2 separate regions of the Mus musculus genome follow, and region 2 is linked to region 1. The links are chromatin loops, found by intact Hi-C in ENCODE. Cell type or tissue: left cerebral cortex. All regions are shown on one strand. Each heading gives the region's core, and the rest is flanking DNA. Links, peaks and the distances in the headings are about the cores only.

What was found. Peaks named below come from ENCODE experiments on the same cell type or tissue, not always from the same donor. Only the 100,000 strongest peaks of a DNase experiment are listed, where the experiment ranks them.
Region 2: a loop joins it to region 1, with 2.1 times the contacts of the local background. A loop is called at or near these places in 2 of 42 quality-filtered maps.

The regions. Positions count from the first base shown.
Region 1 is chr2:11,358,626-11,362,085 of GRCm38, forward strand. The region is part of intron 1 of 8030442B05Rik (RIKEN cDNA 8030442B05 gene); the gene reads right to left. Among named protein-coding and RNA genes, the nearest start is that of Gm13293, 21 kb to the left of the region's middle. In left cerebral cortex, for the core only: no CTCF peak of the experiment used is centred there; a DNase peak (open chromatin) is centred at 1,574.
Region 2 is chr2:11,478,767-11,482,226 of GRCm38, forward strand. Pfkfb3 (6-phosphofructo-2-kinase/fructose-2,6-biphosphatase 3) reads right to left here. Exons shown (of 18, transcript NM_001177753.1): 12 at 3,288-3,350; 13 at 3,105-3,169; 14 at 2,481-2,567; 15 at 1,432-1,605. Among named protein-coding and RNA genes, the nearest start is that of Gm52500, 22 kb to the right of the region's middle. In left cerebral cortex, for the core only: a CTCF peak has its summit at 1,916; no DNase peak of the experiment used is centred there.

The sequences.
Region 1 (3,460 bases), core at 477-2,976:
ATAACTGGAAACGGTTTGGCACTTAAAAGGAGTGTGCTTCCAAACTATGAAAAGATGTAGGGGGAGCACAATTGCTAAGTGGGAAAAAAAAAAAAAGCTGATCTAAAAACATTGCATGCTGTGCAATTCCACCAAGATTGCGTTCTGGAAAGGGAACACACAGCTGACACTAAGACCTGTGCATGCCAGGAGTTAGGGAGAAGCAAGGAAAGGCTCAGCACTGTGAACCTTGAGGGCAGTGACAGAATTGTGACACCATTGTGTAGGATGCTACATTGGTAGAGGTGTGCCATTATGCTATTGTTTAAACAATAGATTGTCCAACAGCAAGATGAATCCTGAATGGAAAGGGTGGAGTCCAGGTGAAAGTCTGTCCATGTGTGCTTATTGATTACAATCAACAAGACTGTACCATGCAGGGGGGTGGTAAAGAGGGAGGCTTAGCATGCCTGCGGGCAGATGTGATTTGAAAACTTTGCCGATTGTGTAGTTATCTCCTCTGAATTAAAATGGTCTTGAGTAAGATGGTTACTGGTCAGTGGTTAGGAACCCTTGCTACACATGCAGAGGAACCGAGTTCAGTTTCCTGGACTGGCATCTATAACTCCAACTCCACCTGTCATCAGTGCTGGAGACTGACCTCAGGTCCCCAGTCACAGAAGCAAGGAAACTAGGCTTGGGCTTGATTTTCTTGTAACAGTTGCATCTGCTTGTAGCAAGAAATAGAAGTGATGATTATCTTTTTAAAAAGAACATGGTTGATACAACTGGTCTTTAGCTAGCGCTAGATCAGCGCCAAAACCACAGGAACACAAACTCATTCTTCTGGCTGTTGTGTAAGCCATGTGACCTCTTCCTCGGGAACTTGTTCCCATCTGACTGTACCCTACTTTCTCTATTTTCTCTCTATTCAGTTTATGTTACTCCACAGTTCCAGTTGGCGTGGCTTCTCTACAGCCCATGCAAATGCCTTCCCTATTAGGACCTTAGAAATGACAATGCCCCTTTTTACCCAGATTCCTTTGTCTGTTTGTCTGTTTGTTGACTCTTTAAATATTTATTGTGAGTGTCTTCACACATACTAGAAGAAGGACTCAGATCCCATTATAGAAGGTTGTGATGTGTGGATGCTGGGAATTTAACTCAGGACCTCTAGAAGACAGTCAGTGCTCTTAAACTTTGAGGCATCTCTCTAGCCCTTTACTTCTGATTCCTAATTAAGAAAATCTTATTGGCCAAAAGCATGGTTCAAGGGTTGTAGATAAAGCAACAGATTCACTGTGACTAGGTCTGGTGGTGACCATCAGAGCTCAATGGATTACTATAGGAAAATAGACTTGCGTGTTTCAAAAGACACCTACTAGGCATGTCCGACTTGCACCCCATAGGCAGCCTGTACCCCAAGATAGTTTATAAATGAGGCTCAGCAAAAACGAGTTACGCAGCTTACTTAACACATTATGAGATTTCTCTGTGTGGGTGCACGCACATGTGTGTGTGTGTACGTGAGCTTGTGTTAAAGAGAGGAATGGGGGAGATTGCATGGTGTCTGAGCATGCAGTGTGTAGGTGACAGCAGTCTCAGAAAGGCAGAGGGTTAGTGACTCCTGCCAGAGCTGGGGTTCAGCTCTCCACACAGGAGGTGTGAATAAAACAGGAAATGAACGTTGTGCCTCCATAGCTGGCTTTCGGCTAGCATATTTGAGTCAAATCACTTAAGCTCCAACTCCAGCTTCCTCAACCGTAAAGCAAGGAGTTGTGCTACATAACGAAAATGTCTTTATTCCAGTACTAATTACTGTGAAAACACAGTGTTTGCCTAGTTACTGTACACAGAACCCAAGGGCACCTGTGGTGGATACAGGAGATGGTATGAACCCTACAATCAGAAGTGACAAAGATCTGGAGCAAAGGGCATTTTCAGGACCCCAGAGGAAACACAGATACTAGGACTGTGTTTCAGGGTATCTGTCGTCCTTGCTCTTCAGAGTTCTTGAACAAGCTGGTTTTATCTCCACAGTATTTGCATAGTTATAAAAATAACGGCAGTAACTGAAGAGCCATTTCTTACTTCCATACCTCTCCTCTCTGCCACCTTCCCTTACAGAACCCCATGATGCAAGACCCCAGGATCTTGCCTGCATTGAAAGAGCTTGATAGTCAAAATACTAGGTTTATTTGTGAGTTTATTATTATTATTATTACTATTCAGACAAAATGTTATGTGCTCAGGCTGGCTGTGAACTCACTACGTAACTAAGGATAGATAACCTTACATTTCTGATCCTCTTGCCATTACCTTCTGGTTACTTGGATTGCAGACATGTGCTACCACACCTGGGTTAATCAGGTCCAGGCCTGGAACCGAGTACCTCACTCATTGTAGGCACGAATTCTGTCTACTGAGCTACATTGCCAGTCCCAAATGCCACTTCTAACAAGTTTCAGCCTATGAATACTCTAACACCTCACACTTCTGGTCAGTTACTGTCAGAAGAGAACAAGACTGTGAGACATATTTACACTTCAGTGTGAACTCAAATCAGTGGATCTCCTCCCCCAAGGAAGTAGCATTTAGCCACACTATGAAAAGCAATGTGTCATGTTTAGGCAGGCGGGAAAAAAGTTCTCTCACTCATGCACTCCTTACATAACTCTTTATTTACTGAGAAGGGCCGTCCCTGATGACATCACACACAGAGGATCTGCACTGAGCGGGTGAGGGGGCCAGAGACGTACCCCACAATATGCCTTGGGGGCATATGGAGAATTTTAAACTAAAGGCAACTGGAGCTTTTGACTTTTCCCATACTTCCAAAACCTAGAGAGTACACTTTCCCCCTTCAAAAAGCATTTTTAATGCTACAATTACAATGGAAATTTCCACCTTCAGTAGAAGAGCTGCAACCAGAGATGCCACCATCTACAAGCATGGCAGCCGTTCTTTGACACATACCATCTCCTGGACATGTCACAACTTTCATCGCCCTCCTCCCCCAATAACCCACACCCCATTTCATCTGATTAGCCTATGATGGTTTATAGGCCTCATTTTGAGCCATTTTAAAAAATGAATTCTTGTATACATTCAAAATAAAAACACTTCCCCCCTCTTGTTAATGTGTCAGCTTGAACACGACCCCCCAAACCATGAACCTAGAAAGATACCAAGGCAAGGGCGGTCCCAGCTCTCAGCCAGTGTGTCTGTTGCAGAGAGATGGCAGGGATAGCTTAGAAAACATCAGCAGCCATTCTGGGAGGAAGAGCACAGGGTCTGAGAGATGTGTTCCTCCCCATCTCTGAAGGGGCAACCTAAATAAGAGCTCCCTAGGACACCCACCTGTCTTTGTTCAGGCTCCTGATTAGTCAAATCAAGAGTGGCCTTCTGACCACAACTGTGAATTGGAGGATTATTCCCCCAAGTTCCTGAGATAGTATTAACCATTTGTCTTTAGCACTGG
Region 2 (3,460 bases), core at 375-2,874, 120 kb after region 1:
TGACAACTTGAGGCCAAATGGGGAAAAACAACCTACACTCAGGTTAGGACAGAGCTACAATCAAAGCCAAGTCCTTGGGCTCCCAGGGAATCTGTCATCTCACTGAACCTAACCCTTACTTTGTGCCAGACCCAAGTTATACGGACAGCACCTTATCCGAGCCACTTTTTGTAGGGTATATTACTGTCCAATTCCACAGGTTAGGAAACTGAGGCCTGGAGTAGTTAAATGAGCAGTGGAGGCCACAGGGTTCTCTCTGGACCTCATTCTAACCCTTAAGATGTTAACAGGAAGCTCAGGGGCAGCAGAAGAGCTGTCACCACACAGCCAGAACTGCCTAGTATTGATCTGAAATTCATCCAGGCACGGGGCAAGGTCTACTATCTCATGTTGGCAAAGGTCCTCGGCTATCTCTAAAGGACTGGTTTCCTGAAAACAAATTTGGATGCTCAACAGCCAGACTCTTCAGCCTTTGATCTTTCAAGCAAGTGAAAGAGTGAGTCTTGCTGAGTTCTGTTTATTTTTACTCTGATCATCTAACCACTGTGTGAAAAGGTGGCTGTCTTAGCTGCCTGATTCTGTATATGTGTATACGCATACCATGCACACGAGCATCCGTGTATCAAGGTGCAGGTAGACACAAGTACCCCAAAAGTGGAGATAAAAGGACAACCTTAGATGCCAACCTTCAGGAGCCTTCCACCTTTTCTTACTGTGTTGGGATTTCACCATGTGGACCAGGCTAGCTGGCCGAGAGCTTCGAGGATCTACCTGTTTCTGTCTCCCATCTCACCACTGGTGATTTTACAGGCATGAGTCTCTGAACACAATTTATTGCATGGGTTCTCGGGATCTGAACATAAGTCTCCGAAATTGGACAGAAAGAGCTTTAAACTCAGCTGCCTCTCCAGCTCTGGACTGTTTCTAAGGAGGACAGGGCTATGCTGGCTCTGGAGAGGAGTTAGGCTTTTCTGTGTGGCCTCAGCCCTTTTTCTGCCAGAGGTGACAGCAAAGAAGTTAGCAAAAGAGAGGAAAGACAAGACATCAGTCCCCTGGGCTGTACAGACTCCTGGATTGGGAATTGCTGGAGTGTAGACTGCTCTAGTAGTACTCAGAAATGTGCATAGGACAGGGGCATTTTATAATGTCTTTACTCTGCCTGATTCTGCTCAATAAAGAATAAAGGCCACAGCTCGGAAAGGATGCGCACAGTCACTGCTGATGAGGAAAGATTGCAGAGTGAGAACGGTATGTTCTCACTGATGCATGTACATACACTAGACAGCCACAATCCTCATACATCGCACATGCAGCCCACTTGAACACAGGCACTCATCCTTACTTGCAAACACAACACAGAACCCCAGATACGGGCATCCTCTTCCCTCTGCACTCTCCCCTGTAGGCAGTAATTAAAGCAGGATCACTGACTTGTCCGGGCAGCTGCGTGGGCACTTCCGGGGGCAGGCAGCTTGGCAGGGCAGCAGAAGTGGAAGCCACACGCTCCTCAAAGCTGTTGATGCGAGGCTTTTTGGTGGGCTCGGGACTGGCTAGTGGGGTGACACTATTGCGTCTCATGAGCGGGTTAGGTCCCTTCTTTGCATCCTAAGCAGACAAAGACAAAAGAGAGAAGGCGACAGTTACAAGGAGTGGGGAGGTAGGAAGAGAAGCACGCACGCACGCGCAAACGCGCACACACACACACACACACACTCACACACACACACACCACATAGATTCGTCTCGAGACTTGTAAAGGTACAACCAGAGGGACACCCAGGTGAGTGGCCTTGACACTGAGCTGCTGTTGGCCCAGAACCTCTCACTATTTGCAAAGCAGGGGAAGAGAAAAGAATTACAATCACAGCAGAGAAGGGGGGCAGAGAAAAGAATCTTAACTCCCAGTCACCTCACCCACAGAGGGCGCAGGAGAGACCACTGGCTCTAAAATCTCCAGACTGGGAGGAGAACGGTGCCAGGCTGACTCCCTTCCACCTGGTCTGCAGCACACAGAAGAATCTATTAATACTCTGCGCTGGCCCAGACACTACCCAGCCTCAGTCTAGGAGGCCAAAGATGCAGAAAACAGGTAGCCGTCTGTCCACCAGGATGAGATGTCAGCTTTCCAAGCAGAGGATCATGAGACAGGAGAATAGGCTCCTGGGGTCCAAAGCCTGGCCCAGCACCTCAGAGCCTAGACATCTGCAGCCCCAGTGCTAGCAAGTAAGTATTCTGAAGTACATGGAGCCTGTCTCATGTCTAAACCCAGGGTTAGTTAGGGCTTTCTTCATTCAGCTAACTGAGCAGGTGCCCCGGTTCAGAGGGGCGGGGACAGGAGACAGGGCGAGGCAGCCCAGAGACACAGTCCTCTTCTACCGTGGTCCACAGTGCAAGTGAGGCAGAAAACAGGCTGACACCCCATCCATGTACCCTTCCTACCAACGTCTGCCGGCCAAGCTCCTTGGGGATGGGTAAGTCACCTGTTTTGCGGACTCCACAGACTGAAAGTCAAGTTCGGTGTAAGAGGAAGGTCTGACTACACTGGCAAAGTGTTGTATTTTGACAGCCTGCATAAAGCAAATTTAAATCCACTTTCACAACACAGGCCTGGACAGATTCGCCATCTGCCCAGTAAGGGGATTCAACATGACCACACACTCCCTCCCCCAAAAACCTCAGCCCTCCCTGAGGTGGGAGACAGGTGCTGAGTCTCCTAAGACCTTCCCTTGGCCATACTGTAGGATGCCCATCCTCCGGCCCTCCTCCGATCTCAGACCTCTTCTAACTATGAACTTAAGGGCATGTGGATGCTGTTGCTGACTGGCTGATCCAGCCTGAGCCAGGCCTCTGGTGCTTTTGAGAAGGGCACAGCTTTTGCTGCCTAAAGTGGTAACAGCTACTGTGCCAGGGCTATGATTGACAGAAGGCAGTAATCCCCTGTTTACGTCATTCTTCCCAGTCAAGTAGAAACGAGGACAAAATGAGAGAGTGAGAGAGAGCGAAAGAGAGAGAGAGAGGGGAGAGAGAAACTCAGTGAGACCCCTCCAGAAGAAAGCCAGACCCAGGGTTTCCCAAAGGTCCCAGGGCATCAGAGCCTAACTCACCTCTGACCTCTCCCGGTGTGTGCTCACCGATTCTACATTCAAGTAAATGGACTCCACCCGGCACCCTGAAGGTGAAGGATGGAGAAGACAGCTTCTGTTATAAAGATCCTCCTCCTCTGGTATAAAGAACCTCCAGCCACCAGGAGACCCCAGGGCCAGGGCCCAGCAGGGGCTGCTACTCACCATATGCCACAGGTGTCAGTTTCAGGACAGTGTGGAGCGGACATTTCAGGTATGGCATCTCCTCTGAAATGAGACATGTCATCATAGTTAGATAAGAGACTGAAGCAAAGGGCTAAGTTCAGGGGCACCCCCAGACACAAGAGCCTCACGCCTAACCCAGAAGCCCTTGGTCA